Regions from separate parts of the Homo sapiens genome. Here region 1 is linked to region 2. A link is a loop called in an ENCODE intact Hi-C map of the cell type or tissue named here. Cell type or tissue: mammary epithelial cell. All regions are shown on one strand. Links, peaks and the distances in the headings refer to the core of each region. The heading gives the core; the rest is flanking DNA.

What was found. Hi-C counts contacts between places; a loop is a spot of excess contacts. Peaks named below come from ENCODE experiments on the same cell type or tissue, not always from the same donor. Only the 100,000 strongest peaks of a DNase experiment are listed, where the experiment ranks them.
Region 1: a loop joins it to region 2, with 2.2 times the contacts of the local background. A loop is called at or near these places in 7 of 110 quality-filtered maps.

What each region holds. Positions count from the first base shown.
Region 1 is chr2:10,771,909-10,779,908 of GRCh38, forward strand. ATP6V1C2 (ATPase H+ transporting V1 subunit C2) reads left to right here. Exons shown (of 14, transcript NM_001039362.2): 7 at 1-29; 8 at 634-702; 9 at 2,880-2,972; 10 at 3,070-3,163; 11 at 5,677-5,814; 12 at 6,664-6,761. It overlaps LOC105373428 (a long non-coding RNA gene), which reads right to left and starts at 1,495. Exons shown (of 3, transcript XR_922797.4): 1 at 533-1,495. In mammary epithelial cell, for the core only: no CTCF peak of the experiment used is centred there; no DNase peak of the experiment used is centred there.
Region 2 is chr2:10,703,551-10,714,317 of GRCh38, forward strand. No RefSeq gene overlaps it. Among named protein-coding and RNA genes, the nearest start is that of ATP6V1C2, 13 kb to the right of the region's middle. In mammary epithelial cell, for the core only: a CTCF peak has its summit at 5,972 (motif pointing right); no DNase peak of the experiment used is centred there.

The DNA of each region.
Region 1 (8,000 bases), core at 1-8,000, 67 kb after region 2:
CTCGTCACACTTCTGGTCATCGTCCCCAAGTGAGTGCTGGGCGATCACGAAGGAAACCGGCCCTGCCCAGTGGAGAGGAAGGTGGACCCGTTGGTGACTTGGGCAGTGTGGACGAGGATGCTCCCTGCCCAGCCCCAGTTCTCGGGAAGCAGTCATTCCTTCATGGGGCCCTGCCTGCGGCTGTCAGTAGGGACAGTGGTTGGGTGATGGTGGTTGTGGCCACGATAGAAGCAGCCATTTATTGAGCACTTGCTATATACCCAATGTGTGGTCGACATTATTTTATTTCATCCTCACCAAAGGCCTGGGAAGTCTGGTGATTCCCATTGTCCTGAGGCTGGAGAGGTCGGTTAGCTTGTCCAAGGTCACACGGGGCCCGGATTAGATGGTTATTAGCGAGCCCCAAGTGTATCCATAGCTCTTCACAAAGGGACTTCTGTGGGTACCCTGTGGAGGCTGGGCAGGGGATTCCCCATGGGAACAGCAGACCTCAGGGGAGGTGAGGGCTCCCTCTGACCCCATCCCTGCTCACCTTCAGGCCTTCAGGAAAAGGGGTGTGCAGCTTCCTAGGCACTCAGGACACCCACGAGCCTTTTCTGCAAAAAATCACGTAACGATTCTATGTTCTTGCAGACCAAACTACTCACAATGGCAAAAAACCTACGAATCTCTCTCAGACATGGTGGTCCCTCGATCAACCAAGTAAGTGAGACCCCAGCTTGGTCCCAGGGCCCCTGGGGTACATGTGTGGGTGCTTCAGGGCACCCAACCACCAAACATGCCCCGAGGGTGTGAGGCTCCCCAGCTTTCCACACCTGGGCCCTCTCCTGTCCCTTGGCCTGGAATTCTGTCAGGGTCGCCCACCTTGTCACATGCCAGAGTGCCTTCCTCTTTCAAAACTTCACTTCCCTGCCCCTGCCCTGGGAAGGCTGCCCTGGCCCCACCTGGCCGAGCAGCCTCTCCACGCCGTTGCCTCTGCTGCATTCTGGCTCTGTGTTCTCGGCTCAGCGTCAATTCTTCCCTGCCAGAGGGGGAAGCCAGCCCTGGCCTAAGTGGCTGCCCAGTGAACGGCCACAGCGGGAGCCGGGAGGGAAAGCGGCCTCAGCGTGTGGCCTGCAGGGGCCAGAGCAGCAGTAGCCAGTGGGTCCTGTCACAGTGACAGGAGGAGAGCGGGTTACAGACTGTCCATCACGGGACACTGCATGGCGGGGGAACCAAGGATGCCAGGCCCTGTGTGTCAGGAGGGATGAAGGGGAAAGGCAGCTGCAGAGGAGCAGAGGGTCTGAAATGGATGTGAAATGGGCGTGACTCGGGCACACACAGGTGCACAAGGAATTGTGGGGATGGGTCACGGGCAGGAAGGCCACACTCAGGATGGTAGTGGCTCAGGATGGAGTGAGTGGCACATAGTGGGGTAGGGGCATGTGGGCTTTCACCTGCTGGAACTTTGGTTTTGGGTGGCTGATCCAAAGCTGCGCGTTTTCCTTTTTTTGAGATGGAGTCTCACTCTGTTGCCCAGGCTGGAGTGCAGTGGCCCGAGCTCAGCTCACTGCAACCTCCGCCTTCCGGGTTTAAGCAACTCTTCTACCTCAGCCTCTCAAGTAGCTGGGATTATAGGCGTGCACCAACACGGCCAGCTAATTTTTGTATTTTTGGTAGAGATGGGGTTTCACTGTGTTGGCCAGGCTGGTCTCGAACTCCTGACCTCAGGTGATCCGCCTGCCTCAGCCTCCCAAAGTGCTAGGATTACACGTGTGAGCCACCACACCCAGCTTGGTACTCATTTTCCTCTGTACCTTTTTGTATGGCCGAGAAGGTTTGTAATTTGAAGAGGTTTTAGAATGCGCGTCAGGCAGCCAGCCTGTTCATCTGACTCCCCACACACAGAACTCCCGGTGCAAGGCCTCTGCCCTGGGGCCCCTGCTGGGGGACGGGGATCTCCCAGGGCTACGAGATGGCAATCGGGATCTAAATTGAAGGGTGCAAGGAACAGGACAATCACAGCCCGAGGTTACAGGGGAGGCAGGGAAGAGGAGCAAGGCTCTGGAGCAGAGGAGCTGGCCCTTGAAGCCAGTGTGCTGGCAGGAGCATTCACTGCTCTTAAAGGCCAAGAGCCGGGGATCCTTGACAGGGCCGGCTGCCTTGGTAGGTGGCCTGGCCTCCCAGACCAGAGCCTCAGGCCCTTCATTGTCACAGGCCACCTGAAAGCCTGCACAGATGACTCTGGAAATACCTGGAGTCTGGCGGCAGCCCCTATGGGCATGGGCTCTGAGAAACAGGAAGGGTGACCCTGCCAGCATGCCAGCATGCTGTGAGATCGTGTCTGGGCCTGAGGGCTCCCACTTCCAGTCTTCTGGCCAATAGGACTCAGAGATGCTTAGACTCCTGGCCCCAAGAATTCCTGAGTTGCTAGAGACAGTGGCCCCAGTGGTCCTGTGTTGAGACTTGCTTGGGAGGCTGTGTCCCATTAGGACTTTGTGATATTGGAAGTGAAATGGACCTTGTAGGATAGTTTCCACCACTCTGCTTTACTATCAGGCAGCACGTCAGAGCCAGGGACACCCTGTGCCAGCTGTGGTGACGGAGGCCCAGGAGGGCTTGGTCTCTCAGGAATTTGATAAGCGGGAGCTAAAGCCCAGGCCCCTACACTCCCTGCACCCCGAGGCCCCCTGAGGCCTTAGCCTGGAGGGGTGTGGAAGGGGCAGGAGGGAAGGGCAGGCAGCCAGGAGTTAGGAAATCTCAGGGAGTGTCCTTGGTTCCCCAGCCCTCAGCTGCTGCCATGGACCCCAGGTGCAGGCCACCAGGCCCGGGGCCTCTGAGCCCCACTCCCGCACAAGGCCTAGCAGTGAGTCCAGCCAACAGATGCTTCTCTCCAACAGACTCATTACTGAGGACAAGGAAGGGGGCCTTTTCACTGTGACTCTGTTTCGAAAAGTGATTGAAGATTTCAAAACCAAGGCCAAAGAAAACAAGTAAGGGTCCTCCAGGTTTGGTTCATCTCCCGCTGCGGGGGGTCTCTGCCCCTCTGGAAAGCTTCTGAGTGAAAACCCATGATTTGCTTGTTTTAAGGTTCACTGTTCGTGAATTTTACTATGATGAGAAGGAAATTGAAAGGGAAAGGGAGGAGATGGCCAGATTGCTGTCTGATAAGAAGCAACAGTATGTGAGTATGTGATTGAGCAGCTCCTCCCGCCCCTACCCGGAGGCCTGGGGATAGAAGAGTCCTCCCAGGTCTCCAGCTCTCCCTCCTCCCTCTCATTGTCCCCAGGCTCCTGGGCTCACACCATGGGGACCGTCTGTTCTCATGGGACGCCTGAGCAGGGTCTGGGGGGAGGGGCGGTGAGCACAAAGGAGCCCAGGCGGTGGAGCTGGGGGCGGGAGCCGGGGGCCCACCCAAGCTGGCGCTTTCCACATGTGTTCTCACTGGTCCTGAGCACCGCCCTGCCAGGAAGGGGTTGCTAGCTCCACAGTATGGAGAAACTGAGGCTCTGAGAGGCAAGCTGGCCAGAGGACCCTGCCAGGCCTTCCTTGGACTGAGCAAGGCACGTGGGCTCCAGGCGGGAGCATCTGTGTGCAGGGTGGGCAGTGCTGGGCCTTGGAGATTGCAGCCGTGAGGTTTCCAGGGCGCCACTAGCCCCTGTATTTACCTCCCGTGTCCTTAGTGCGGAGAGGGTGCTTATCTGGAGACTTCCGACCACAGCCACTCAGAAACCCTTCACGGAGGAGGACAGCGTAGCTCACCAGGGAGCAAAACTAGATGCTCACGTTTGAATTGTGAGCAGGAGAGCTTTGGGAAGGTCCCTCCACCGCTCCGGGAAGTGGGCACCTTCCATACTCAGGTTCTCCTGCTGCGATGCTGGGCTAGGCTGGGCAACTTGGAAGGAGCCTGTCTGGGTGGAATGTTTTTGGGACCCTTCTTCCTCATGCCCACCAGGGAGGGTTCCGTGAGCACCTTCCAGTCCAGCCTCTAGTGACAGGGCAGGAGGAATGAGTAGAAAGTTCTTGAGGCCTTTGGGGGAAAGTCACTGTGTGAACACAGCACTGTGAGGACTCCCATGGGGAGGAGCGCCGTGGCCGCGGGCAGGCTGGGAGTGCTCCCAGTGTCCGTGCTGCCAAGTGTGTGCTCCGGGCTCCTGGGGACCTGGCCTGTCTGTCAGCGACCTTTTTGCAGGGACTGGGGATGAGCAGCCACCCCGTCACAAGCGAGCCCAGCCACGGAGCCCCCGTAGTGGGGTTCTCGGAGCCCCTCTGGTCTGGTCTGTTTCCCTTTAGGGAGGAAACAACAGCTGATAATATACAAGTTTATATAGGGGGTTTTTCACCCTCCTCCTCCGAAATAGCACAGGGCGCTCACACACGTGTGTGTGTGTGTGCGCGCGCACGTGCATGTATGAGTGTGTGTGTGGACCTGTGTGTGCACAGCAAGTGAGACACACCTCAGAGCCAGACGCTGCTGGGCTCCGGCTGAGCCTGCGGGGAGGGTGTCGCCTCCTGAGGACGAGGAGCCGAGCTGGAGCTGGGGACCCCCAGCCCTTTGGATGCTCCAGTCTTCAGAGCAGGGCCCACAGACCCAGACACCAGGCAGGAAAGATTTTCCCCAGTGAAAGCTGAGCTCCAAAGTGTTTTCTTCCTTAGGCTCAGCTCACCTGAAACCCTCGCTACCTGGGCACGCCCTGGCTGTTCTCTTCAGCCAGGCTTTTTCCCAGCTCGATTCAGTCCTGGTCCCAACCCCCTGCGCAGTATCTCTGGACGGGGCTAGACCGTGGCAGCCTCCACACCAGGGAGGCCCTGCTGGGGGACAGGTGGCGAAGCAGGGCCTTTGGCACCCACCTGGGCACTGGCCCAGGCCTGCCAGACCCCCGGGGAACAGGGTGACACACAGGAGCCTGCCGCCTGCCACGTGGGGCTCAGGTTGCCAGCTGGCGTATTTTACATGGCGTAGCCTTCGCCCACACCACCCTGGGGGCCCTGCCAGGGTCTCTCTGTGGGCGGGAGGTGGAGGCACTCTCAGCTTGGGTAGTCCCACTGGCCTCCTGAGAATCTGGCCCCCTCTGGCCTATCTAGAAGTGCATGACCAAACGTCTTGCATCCTTTTTGTCACTCATCAACCAGAGGGACAGACCAGGCCCTGGGGTTTGAGTGTACTTTGAGAGCAGAGTGGGATGTCCCTGTGTTTCCCACCTGTTTGCAGAGACAGAATGGGAAAGGGTGAGTGTCCTAACTGCATGCCCAACTCATCTCCTGCACTCTGCATGCCGAGGTGCCCCCCGAATGCCAGGAAGGCATCTGTGGCTGGGCATGGTGGAGCCACCTTGACAGAGCGCAGAGAGCCGTTTCCACTAACGCCTCCCGGTGCTGTCCTGGTCGGCCTGCGATGGGGGTCCTGGCTGAGCCCAAGCAAGGGGAGGGAGCTCAGGGCTGACCCCTCTGCCAGAGATCGGCTCTGTGCTTGGAATATGGAACCCAAAGACCTTAACACTGCCCTTCTCTCTGCCTTCACCACTCCAGGAGCCCGGTGGGCACCTACCACATCTCTAGTCTAGCCAGCACGCGAGTCCCGAGGGTGGGCCTGAATTCCTGAGCTTGCTCTCGCGTGCCTTTCAGGCGATGAGAATGATTTATTTGTTTGTGATGCATGTTTGCTGAAAGATTAATAAATCATTTCTGTGCCTTTAGCAAACTTCCTGTGTTGCTCTTAAAAAGGGATCATCCACCTTCCCGGACCACAAGGTTAAGGTAACCCCGCTAGGTAACCCTGATAGGCCTGCTGCGGGGCAGACCGACAGAGAGAGAGAGAGTGAGGGCGAGGGTGAGGTAAGCAACGCCCCGGGAACCCCGGGGTCCCTGGCTCACATCTCCTCGCCAGCTCAGGCGCCTTCTGGGAAAATGAATCCTTGCATTTTTCTGTTCTCTAATATGGCTTTTGAGGTCTTAAATTTGAGGAGCCGGAATCATGCCTTCCTCCTAATCTGCAGGGCCTCTTTGGAGCTGCCCCCGCCAGCAGTGAAGGGTGCTTGTCGGCCAGGGCGCCTCTCCCCGGGCGCCTGGCTGGAGGTGGCTGGAGCTGGGACGGGCAGGGCCCTGGCTGGGGTGGTGGTTGGCAGCTCAGCTCTCCTCCCTTGGCTGCCCTTGCTGAACCCACCCCTGACCTTTGTGGGCAGCTGCAGTGTCAGGCGGGAGCTCGGGGCTCTTGCTCCAAGACTCTTGAGCTCCCAGGAAGACCTGCCACACCGGCATCAGTGGCTGCTGCTGTGGCCACGTGAGGTGGGGCTGTGAGGGGAGGCGGCTGCTGTGGATGATGCCAGGACCCTGGGGGCAGAGCCTCTGAGAAGGTGGGCTCCCTGGCTGCACAGTGTCAGGCAGAAGCCCCTGGCTGCCTGCTGAAAGCCCCAAGGTCAGGGGCTGCCCAGCTCCCCGCGCTGCGGTCTGTGGTGGCCCCGTGCATGCACCGGGTGGCTGGCCCGCTGAGCTTCCCCGGCACCAGGTGCCCTGGACCTCGAGGTCCTGAGCCTGACCCAGGGCTGGTCTGACCGACTCTCTGCTTCTGGCTCCTGGGCACTTCTTCTCAGCTCAGGGCGTGCTCTGTCAAAACCCAAGTCCTTTCTTGGCTCTGTGTCAGGCGGGGTGTTCAGCAGGGGTCACCTGGCTCTTCTGTCTTTGCAGGGCCCCCTGCTGCGCTGGCTCAAGGTGAACTTCAGTGAAGCCTTCATTGCCTGGATCCACATCAAGGCCCTGAGAGTGTTTGTGGAGTCCGTGCTCAGGTGCGTGGCAGTGATGCCCCGGCTGGGACTGTCCTGAGGATGGGCAGGGTCTGGGGGAGCTATCGGGGCACCCCAGCTCCTGCCTTCTCTCCATCCTCCACCCGTCTCCTTTCTGAGACTGTGGCTGTTGGCAACACGCTCAATTCCGAGTCAAGTACACCCTCCCCTCAGCCCTGTGTCCCCTGCTGTCTGCTCCCTCCGTTCCTGCTACACTTGGGGCAAGTGTCACCTGGGTTCTCCCCAGCTGCCCTACCTGCATGCCCTTGTGGACCCTCTGGCTGGCTCCTGTCCCCACCCTCGTGAAGCCCGCAGGGCCCGAGTGGCTCCTGGAAGGCGCTCTCGGGCTGCCTCCGTCCTCAGCCTGGAAGCCGCACCCCTCAAGGCAGTCCAGAGAGAAAACCAAAACCACACCAACAACAACAAAGCTTATTTTGCCTTTTTTTTTTTTATTTGAGATGGAGTTTCACTCTTGTCGCCCAGGCTAGAGTGCAATGGCATGTTCCTGGCTCACTGAAACCTCCACCTCTCAGGTTCAAGAGATTCTCCTGTCTCAGCCTCCCTAGTAGCTGGGATGACAGGTGCCCGCCACCACGCCCGGCTAATTTTTTTATATTTTTAGTAGAGGCGGGGTTTCACCATGTTGGTCAGGATGGTCTTGAGCTCCTCCTAACCTCAGATGATCCGCCCACCTTGGCCTCCCAAATGTTGGGATTACAGGCGCGAGCCACCATGCCCGGCCTTTGCCTAATAAAAAAAAAAATATATATATATATGTATGTATATATATATATATATGCCCTTGTCATGGACTGTCGAGACCAGCCTGGCCAACATGGTGAAACCCCACCTCTACTAAAAATACAAAAATTAGCCGGGTGTGGTGGCATGGGCCTGTAGTACTGGCTACTTGGGAGGCTGAGGTGGGAGGATCACTTGAGCCTCGGAGCCGGAGGTTGCAGTGAGCCGAGATCGCGTCACTGCACTCGAGCCTGGGCAACAAGAGAAACTCCGGCTATAGAAAAAAAAAAAAAAAAAAAACTTCACTGTGGGAAACCTGGCAACTCTAGGTAAGCAGAGTGAGTAAAAATCTCCTGTAATTTTAATTTTAACACCAGGAGAGAACACTGCCAGCGTCCCAGTGGGTGCCCTTTTAGGTGTAGGTTTTGTTGTTTTTTTATGAATAGATACGTAATTCTTACAGATTTTTATGAAAGTGGAATCAGAGGAAACGCCTTCGAA
Region 2 (10,767 bases), core at 1,535-9,534:
CTTTGGGAGGCCAAGGTGGGCGGATCACCTGAGGTTGGGAGTTCCAGACTAGCCTAACATGGAAAAACCCTGCCTCTACTAAAATTACAAAATTAGCCAGGCATGGTGGCACATGCCTGTAATCCCAGCTACTCGGGAGGCTGAGGCAGGAGAATTGCTTGAACCCAGGAGGCAGAGGTTGCAGTTAGCCGAGATTGTGCCATTGCACTCCAGCCTGGGCAACAAGAGTGAAACATTGTCTCAAAAAAAAAAAAAAAAAAAGAATAGGAGCCGGGCATGGTGACTAGTGCCTGTAGTCCAAGCTACTCAGAAGGCTGAGGCAGGAGGATTGCTAGAGCCCAGGAGTTTGAGGCTGCAGTGAGCTATGATGGTGCCACTGCACTGCAGCCTGGGTGACAGAGTGAGACTGTCTCTAACAAAAAAGAAAGAAAAGAAAATAGGCAAGCTATACACCAGGAGAAAATATTCACAAAGTATGTGTCTGACAAAGGACTAGTATCCAGGATATATATAAAGAATTCCTACAACTCAATAATATAAAAGCAATCCAATAAAAAGTATATTAGTGTATTAATAACAATTAGCACATAAAAAATGTCCTCTACATGATTAGTCATTGGGGAAATAAAAATTAAAACCACAACCAGCTGTCATTACACACATACCTGAATGGTGAAAGTTAAAAATTCTGGCAATACCAAGTGTTGGTAAGGATGGAGATGTACTCACACATTGCTGGTGGGTGTGTGAATGAGTACGATCACTTTGGAAAGCTATTTGGAATTATCTACCTATGTTGAACATATGTATCTCCTATGACCCAGCAATTCCGCTCCTAAATACACACTCAACAGAAAAATGTACAGCTGGCCCAGTGTGGTGGCTAACACCGGTAATCCCAGCACTTTGGGAGGCTGAGGCGGGTGGATCACGAGGTCAGGAGTTCAAGACCAGCCTGGCCAACATGGTGAAATCCCGTCTCTACTAAAAATACAAAAATTAGCTAGACGCGATGGCAGTCACCTATAATCCCAGCTACTCGGGAGGCTGAAGCAGGAGAATCACTTGAACCTGGGTGGCAGAGGTTGCAGTGAGCTGAGATTGTGCCACTGCACTCCAGCCTGGGCGACAGAGTGAGACTCTGTCTCACAAAAAAAAAAAAAAAAAAGAAAGAAAGAAAGAAAAAGAAAAAAGAAAAAGAAATATGTACAGTCCAGCACAGTAGCATGTGCCTGTAGTCTCAGCTTACATAGGAAGCTGAGGCAGGAAGATCACTTGAGGTCAGGAGTTTGAGGCTGTAGTGTGCTATGATGGCACCTGTGAATAGCCACTGTACTCCACCTGTCTCTAAAAAATATTTAAAAATTAAAAATAAAGAAATGTGTGTCTGGGCACGGTAGCTTATGCCTGTAATCCCAGCACTTTGGGAGGCTGAGGCAGGCAGATCACGAGGTCAGGAGATCGAGACCAGCCTGACCAACATGAAGAAACCCTGTCTCTACTAAAAATATAAAAAATCAGCCGGGCATGGTGGCACATGCCTGTAATCCCAGCTACTCCGGAGGCTGAGGCAGGAGAATCGCTTGAACCCAGGAGGTAGATGTTGCAGTGAGCTAAGATCACACCATTGCTCTCCAGCCCGGACAACAAGAGCAAAACTACGCCTCAAACAAAAAAAAAAAGAAAGAAAGAAAGAAAGAAAAGAAATGTGTACTTATGTTCACCAAAAGTCACGTACAAGAATGCTCAAAAGACACGTACGAGAATGCTCACAATAGCATTATTCAATATAGCCTAGAACTTGAAACAGAAGTCCATCAAAACACACTATGGGACATCAGACAATGAATACTGGACAGCAGTGGATGAGAAAGAACAATTGCTACGGCCAAGAAAGTAGAATCTCACAAGCATAACAGACGAAGCCAGGTGAATGGAAGAGCCAACGGCAGATGATTCTACTTATGACAGGCAGAACTGGTCACTGGTGTGCAGGTCAGCATGGTAGATTCCTTGGGGGGTGGGCAAGGATAGTGACTGGCAGAGGGCAAGAGGGGGCTTCTGGTCACATTCAGGGCTCATTTTTGACCTGGGTGGTGGCTTCATGGGAATCCCCACTTATGATCTGTCAAGCTTCATACATGTAATTTGTTCTCTTTCCTACATATGATTCATTTTTAAAATAACAGGCTTTTTAAAAATTTTTTTATTTTTAGATGAAGTCTCGCTCTTGTTGCCCAGGCTGGAGTGCGATGGTGCAATCTCGGCTCACTACAGCCTCCGCCGCCCAGGTTCCAGTGATTCTCCTGCCTCAGCCTCCCAAGTAACTGGGATTACAGGTGCCTGTCACCGCACCCGGCTAATTTTTGTAATTTTAGTAGAGATGAGGTTTCACCATGTTGGCCAGGCTGGTCTCAAACTCCTGATCTCAGGCGATCCGCCTGTCTTGGCCTCCCAAAGTGCTGGGATTACAGGCGTGAGCCACCGTGCCTGGTCAGACTTTATTTTTTAGAGCAGTTTTAGAGCTTTGTTCTTCAGAGCAAATTGAGCAGAAGGTTCTCAAGAGATGTCCCATATACCCACTACCCCTACACACTCACAGCCTCCCCCTTGATCAACACCATCCACCAGAGTGACACATTTGCTATAGTGGAGGGACCTACACTGACAAGTCATTATCACCCGAAGGCCACAGTTTACATCAGGTTTCACTCTTGGTGCTATATATTCTGTGGCTGTGACAAATATACGATGACATGTATCCACCATGACAGTATCATATAGATCTTCTGTGTCTGCCCATTCATCCCTACCCACCTGAATTTTCAGGGTCTTTTTGTTTTGTTTTGTTTTGAGGCGGAGTCGTACTCTGTCACCCAGGCTGGAGTGCAGTGGCGTGATCTCAGCTCACTACAACTTCCGCCTTCCTGGTTCACGTGATTCTCCTGCCTCAGCCTCCCGAGTAGCTGAGATTACAGGTGCCTGCCACCACGCCCGGCTAATTTTTGTATTTTTAGTAGAGACGGGGTTTCACCGTGTTGCCCAGGCTGGTCTCAAACTCATGACCTCAAGTGATCTGCCCGCCTTGGCCTCCCAAAGTGCTGGAATTACAGTGCAGTTTTCAACTTTAAAAAGCTATAAACAGATAGTACTGTGAAAATAGATGGAATCTTTCTGGGACAATGTAGAAATGAAGCTTCTTAATTTGGAGTTCACGACACTTAGGGGGACCCTCAAACCCCTTCATGATGTTGTATGGAAAAAATCATATGTATGTATTATGTGCACTTATTTTTTTCTGGGAAGAGTGACCAGCAGAGAATCAAAGGAGTCTATGACCCCAGAAAATGTTCTGACCCTCTGGTGTGGAGTGAGGGAGCAGTGGGCGAGAATGGAGACTCAGGTCAAGCACACCTGAAGGGCAGTCAGGCAACCAGCACGGGAAAGGAGCCAGGCAGGGAGTGGGCACGGATGCAGGGAGGGTGGGGGTGCTCTGAGTCATGGAAGTCACAAGAGGGGGTGGCTCCGGAAGAGAAGATCAAGGAAGGAGAAATAGAGCAGGGAGGACTAATCAATATGGCAGAGCCCTCTCACTGGGCTCACAAAGGAGAAGAGTGTGGCTTCCAAGGCAGTGGCAGGGGAAGAAACCAGGCTGTGGAGGGCTGAGGAGGGCGTGGCACCCACCCGCACTTGCTTTCCCTAAGCCATGCGGTTTCTTAGCCCTGGGCACTGCATTTTCTGTTCCCAGGGCCCCTCATGCTCTTCCCTCCACTCCTTACATATCTGGATCATTCCAAACTTTCAGGCACTAGACCGGGGGCAGTGGCTCACGCCTGTTATCATAGCACTTTGGGAGGCCGAGGTGGGTGGATCACCTGAGGTCAGGAGTTTGAAACCAGCCTGACCAACATGGTGAAACCCCATCTCTACTGAAAATACAAAAATTAGCTGGGTGTGGTGACGAGCACCTGTAATCTCAGTTCCTGAGGAGGCTGAGGCAGGAAAATCGCTTGAACCTGGGAAGCGGAAGTTGCAGTGAGCCGAAATCGTGCCACTGCATTCCAGCCTGGGCAACAAGAGTAAAACTCTGTCTCAAAAATAAATAAAGAAATAAACTTTCAGGCACTGTTGTTGCTTCAGAAAGAACACTCACTGAAGTGCATTTTCTCAGTTTCTGTCAGTCTCTTTCTCTCTCTCTTTTTTTTTTTTTTTTGAGATGGGGACTCACTATGTTGCCCATGCTGGTCTCAAATGATGTCCCACCCTTCCCCACTTTGGCCTCCCAAAGTGCTGGGATTACAGGTGTGAGACCCCATGTCCCGCCTGCTCAGTCTCGTTGCCTCTTTTTATCTTCTTCATAGGACTTTAAAAGAATGTGTGCGCTTCTCATTTTTAGTTACCTATCTGCTTGCCGATTTCCTCCCTTCTGCACTGGAATGTAGGCTTCAGGAGGTCGGCGGCCTTGTCTGTCCTGTTTTCCTGGCTCTCCCCAGCCATGAGCCTGATGCACGTGCAGGTAGGTCCTCCCCTGTCAGGGGAGTGCATGTATGTGCAGGCAGGTGCTGACGACTGTGATGAGGCCTCCCTTCTGAGGAGGTGAGATGCACAGGGAAGGAGAGAGATTAGATGACGGCTGATGGGCATCAGGGACCAAGGAGGATGGGCGTTAGGACAGAAGGCAGTGGTGCATGTTTGCCAGCTGAGGGGAGGGGTCAATCTAATGAGTCTGAAGATAAAAGAAAATGAGGAGATAGCTGATGGGGAGCTGGGGAGGATTCTGTGTCCAAACAGGAGGTGGTAATGACCTTGAACCACAGGTGCTGCATCCCCTGAGCTAAGAAGAAAGAGGCAACCTTGGGAGAGGGTGATATTGTGATATAACAAAAAATGTAGCCAGGCACAGCGGCTCACGCCGGTCATCCCAGCACTTTAGGAGGCTGAGGTGAAAGCATCATTTGAGGCCAGGAGTTCGAGACCAGCTTAGGCAACATAGTGAGACCCCCATCTCTACAAAAAATAAAAAAAATAGGCAGGCAAGGTGCCTGTAACCCCAGGTACTCAGAAGGCTGAGGTGGGAGAATCCCTTGAGTCCTGTGCTCCAGCCTGGGTGACAGAGGAAGACCCTGTCTCAAAAAAAAAAAAAAAATGCTGAGCTAGGCTGGGGTTCTGCTGAAACAAGGTGAGGCACAGAGAAGGAAAGGTGCTGATGAGAGGGAGGTTCAGGCAGCCTGGGGTTCAGGCTTGGCTGGAAGAGAAACAGGACCAGGAGGAGGTGATGGGGTGGCAGGGAGCAGAGGCGGTGTGTGAGTTAAGGGGAAGGTGTGGTGGGAGGCAGGCATGGGGGATGGAGGTGGGGTACTTGTATTCAAGATTTCAGGGGCGGAGCAGTTTCAGGTGATGACAAGGTACAGGGTGTGGCACAGGAGTGGGCACCTGAAGGGAGAGAAAAGGGAAGGCCTTGGAGTGGAGGAAGTGAAGGTGCACAGAGGCGGCCATCCGGTGTCCTCCACGGGGCACTGAAGCCACCCTTCTTGGGCTGGAGCGAAATACTGCTCTAAAGCTAGATGCCTGAGTATTCACCGCGCAATGGGGAGTGGGCAGGTGTTAACATTCATTCATTCATCGTTCATTTGTTCATTCGGGGAAATAGTTACTGTTTATTAGCTTTACCATGTGGTGAGCCAGGCAGATGCAGATGCTTCCCTAGTGGATCTGACCATCTCCTGCGAACCCATCGTTGCAGACACACATGACTTTCTCTGCTCCCTTCCTAGGAGGGGCAGAGGGTGTTCAGCAGGATGGCAGGAGCCCTGGGGAGCAGGGGCTTCTACACAAGTGTGGAGGTATCGGGGTCTGGCAGCAGCAGCCTGGAGGGCGGAGACCTGCAGTTGCCCACAGCATCCTCAGGTGAGGGCTATGGCAGGGGGTGGAGGCAAGTGGATGATGTTGCAGAGTCTGTTTACTCCAGAAGATGGCTCCAGGGAGCTGCAGGGCTTTAGGATCTAGGGAGGACAAAGGCAGATTGGGAAGAAGCAGAGGTTCCCGGGAAGCAGACGGGAGGTATGGTCTACAACATGAGGGCCCCCCCGCATCAAACTCCACATTCTTGGGCAACTTCCACAATGCTCACGAGGCTCAGGCTCGCACCCAACCCAGACCCACAGATGCCTTTGACACCCTCTGCCCCTCCTAGGAAGGGACCAGTGCTCCCCTGTTTCTACTGACATCTCAAAAGTCCTACCTTGTATGCTGTCATAAGTTGCAATGGCTTCCCTCTGCCAATAGACTCAGCAGGCTTCCACCAAACAGGATACCTGGAGAAAACCAGTGCTGTTATTCCATGGCTTTTGTGTGGTTGAGAACCATTATTCCTTCACAATATTCAAATCCAAAATTCCCTATTCTCATAGCACCCATTTCCCAAGTGGATACACCTTAAAAATGATGTGTGCTGAAAAGAAAAGATGCTGTTATTTCCTGATGCTGTATTCCATCCATCTATCAGTGTGCTACTCCCGCCAAATAAATCCCAGGGGAGAGCGAAGGAGGTCACTCACATTAGCATAAATGTTCATAGGTGAAACCATGAACATAAGTGGGATCTTGAAAACCTCTTTAAGAAAATGATGGGGGCTGGGCACTGTGGCTCACGCCTGTAATCCCAGCACTTTGGGAGGCTGAGATGGGTGGATCACTTGAGCTCAGGAGGTCAAGGCCAGCCTGGCCAACATGGTGAAACCCTGTCTTTACTAAAAATACAAAAATTAGCTGGGCACAGTGGCAGGCGCCTGTAATCCCAGCTACTAGGGAGGCTGAGGCAGGATAATCGCTTGAACCAGGGAGGCGGAGGTTGCAGTGAGCTGAGATCGCGCCACTGCACTCCAGCCTGGCGACAGAGCAACACTCTGTCTCAAAAACAAAAAAACAAAAAAACATAAACAAAAAAGGACAAGTATTCTTCTGAGAATTGGACATTACTGACCTCTAAAGTTATTAATCACAGTGTGTGTTCTCTGAATTTTAAGTTTCTGCAATGTTTATCAACTATTGGCAAATTAAGCGCATATTATTTATGGCAATGAGCAATATATATTTTCCAAATAGTTAAACATTTGATATACTTACTAAAGAATTAAAAATCACAATGTTTATCAAAATAATTATAAGAATTCACATATTAACCAAACATTTGCCGACAACCTACTTTATGCCAGGCGTGGTGCTGGGCATTAATATAGAGCTGAGGAAGGGAGTGCCCTCTAGTAGCTCGCAGTGTGAGATCAGACAGATGAGGAATCCAGGACTTTGGGATCAGGCACTAAAGCTGTGATAGAGGGATGGGAGATGCCAGGGGCGGAAGCCCAAATGAGGATCAAGAATGGTTTCAAGGGCAGGTCATGCTTGAGCTGACTTGATTTTTTTTTTTAATTAAAACATTTTAAAAAATTATTTTATTTTTTCAGACGTGGTCTCACTATGTTGTCCAGAGGCTGGTCTCAAACTCATGAACTCAAGCGATCTGTCTGCCTTGGCCTCCCAAAGTGTTGGGATTATAGGTGTGAGCCACCGTGCCCGGCCATGTACCCCTGAACTTAAAATAAAAGTTATAAATAGGCTAGGTGCCCTGGCTTATGCCTGTAATTCCAGCACTTTGGGAGGCCAAGGCAGAAGGATTGCTTGACCCCAGAAATTCAAAACCAGTCTAGGCAACATAGTGAGACCCTGCTCCATTAAAAAAAAGAAGACATAAGTAGGTTAGTCAGGTGTAGGGGTATGCACCTATATGTGGTCCCAGCCACTCAGGAAGCTGAGGTGGGAGGAGGATCACTTGAGCCTAGAAGGTCGAGGCTGCAGCAGTGAGCCATGATCCTGCCACTGCATTCCATCCTGGGTGACAGAGCAAGACCCTGTCTCAAACAAACAAACAAACAAAAACAAAAAAAAAAACCACCCATAAGTAAGGATGGGAACAGTGATGGGGAGAAGGGGACTAGAATGAGAGGGAGGAACTTGGGGGTCTGCAGGTCACCATAAAAAGAAGGGTAAAGGGCGGTTTGTCCACACGTCGCTGCCCAACACAGTAGCACCATCCGTGTAGTCAATTTAAATTAATGCAAATATTAAGGCTGAGCCTGGTAGCGTGCCCCTGTGGTACCAGCTACTCAGGAGAGGCCTCAGATGGGAGGACCACTTGAGCCCAGGAGGACAAGGCTGCAGTGGGCTGTGATTGCACCACTGCACACCAGCCTGGGCAACAGAATGAGACCTTGTCTCAAAAACTAAATTAATTGGCCAGGCACAGTGGCTCAAGCCTGTAATCTCAACACTTTGGGAGGCCAAAGCGGGAGGATTGCTTGAGCTCAGAAGTTTGAGACCAGCCTAGGCAATGTGGCAAGACCCTGTCTCTACCAAAATATACAAAAATAAGCCAGGTGTGGTGGCATGTGCCTATAGTCCCAGCTGCTCGGGAGGCTGAGGTGGGAGGATGGCTTGTGCCTGGGATGCCGAGGTTGCAGTGAGATCACACCACTGCACTCCAGCCTAGGCCACATAGCGAAACTCTGTCTCCAAAATAATTAAATAAATAAACTTATCTAATTAATGAATTTAAAAAAATCAAGTAATGAAAATTAAATGAAATGTAAAACTGTTCCTTAGTTTCTCCAGCCTCCTTCAGGTGCACATGTGGCCAATGGCTTCCGTATTGGGCAGTGCCGTTATAAAGCATTCCAGTCATCACAGAGAGTTCTATTGGCCAGGGCTGGTCTATGCCGAGATTGGAAGCTAGGGGTGGGGACAAGGGGAGTTAGGGCAGAGTGCGGGAGAAGGGCCTGATGTGGCAAGATGGAGCAAGGAGAATTGCCCCAGGGCTGGTAGGTGTGGGGACAGGAAACAACCAACCCCTGAGGGGTTCTGAGTAAAACAGTGTCCTCAGGGGAGTACACAAGGTGGGGAAATTGAAAGAAGTTGGGAGCCAGAGGTTTTGCGGATGAGGGACATGAATGCCAGAGAGCACAGATGAAGGGCGGAGGGTGGAGGAGGGACAGGAAGAGGGACGGAAGAGGGGGTGTGCTGAGCCGCATGGAGATCAGAGTGAGCAGGGGAGGGTGACCTCGGAGCCCGTGGCTTCCTGAACTGTCCTCTAGGCAGAGTGGGGCCAGGCTGAGAGCTGGGGGTGGGAACAGGACCACCCTTCTCACTTCTACTAATGGAAGCCTGCCAAAGGGATTTTCCTGTTGTTGGTTGATAACTTTTTATTTTAACATAATTTATTTTCTTTTTCTTTTTTTTTCTTTTGAGACAGGGTCTGGCTCTGTCACCCAGGCTGGAGTGCAGTGATGTGATCTCGGCTCACTGCAACTTCGACCTCCCAGGCTCAAGCGATTCTCCCACCTCAGCCTCCTGAGTAACTGAGACTACAGGCATGCACCACCACACCCAGCTAATTTTTTGTATTTTTTGTAGAGATGAGGTCTTGCCATATTGCCCAGGCCGGTCTCAAACTCCTGGCCTCAAGTGATCTGCCCACTTCGTCCTCCGGAATTGCTGAAATTACAGGTGTGAGCCACCGTACCCAGCCTCGTAAATTTCAGCCTTACAGAAAAGTTGTAAGACTAGCACAAGGAACTTCCATAGACAGATATGGGTATATGATAGGACTATTATATTGGCATGTAATATATATGACATAGTTCTCTATATCACCTAATATATACTTACAATATGTACTATATATTATATAATGACTTAATTATATGTAGAAAATATTTGAGAGTAAACTGACGTATCTGTTAACTATCCTCTAATCCAGCCTGGAAGCCACCCATTTCTCCAAGGTTCCCTGGTTCCTTTTAGTGGATGGTGGTATTAGAAACTAAGATCTGGACTACTGGTATATTCAGTGCTACTGGTAAATCATTGCTTCTGAGGTCTCCCAGCAAACAGAGCTAGTAAATGGTTTATTTCTCTCTCTCTCTCTCTCTCCCTTCATCCACCCATTTTAAAATCTGGGAGTTTAGACTGGCACCTCCAGTTTCAGTTCAGCAGCACAGGATTTATTCTAGTTTTCTCCTTTTCCATATTTGGTTTGGGGTTTTATTTTTATTTTTCAGAGAGGAGGTCTTGCTCTGTCACCCACCCTGGAGTACAGTGATGCAATCATAGCTCACTGCAGCCTCAAACTCCTGGGCTTAAGTGATACTCTTGTATTCAGCTTTCTGAGTAGCTAGGAATACAGGTGCAAGCCACTGCACCTGGCTAATTTTTATTTTTCGTAGAGTTGGGGGTCTCACTATGTTACTCAGGCTGGTCTTAAACTCATGGCCTCAAGTGAACCTCCCACCTTGGCCTCCCAAAGCACCGGGATTACAGAGAACGGGACTTTCTCTCTTTTTTTTTCTTTTTGAGACGGAGTTTCGCTCTTGTTGCCCAGGCTGGAGTGCCATGGCGCATTCTCAGCTCACTGCAACTTCTGCCTCCCAGGTTCAAGCGATTCTCCTGCCTCAGCCTTGCTAGTAGCTGGGATTACAGGCACCCACCATGCCTGGCTAATTTTTTTATTTTTAGTAGAGACTATGTTGGCCATAGTCACCATGTTGGCCAGGCTGGTCTTGAACTCCTGGCCTCAAGTGATCCTTCTGCCTTGGCCTCCCCAAGTGCTGGAATTACAAGCCTGAGCCACTGTACCCGGCCTGAGAATTGGAATCTGATTTTGAATTTTCTGCTTAAAATTTAATGATCAGACCGGGCATGGTGGCTCATGCCTGT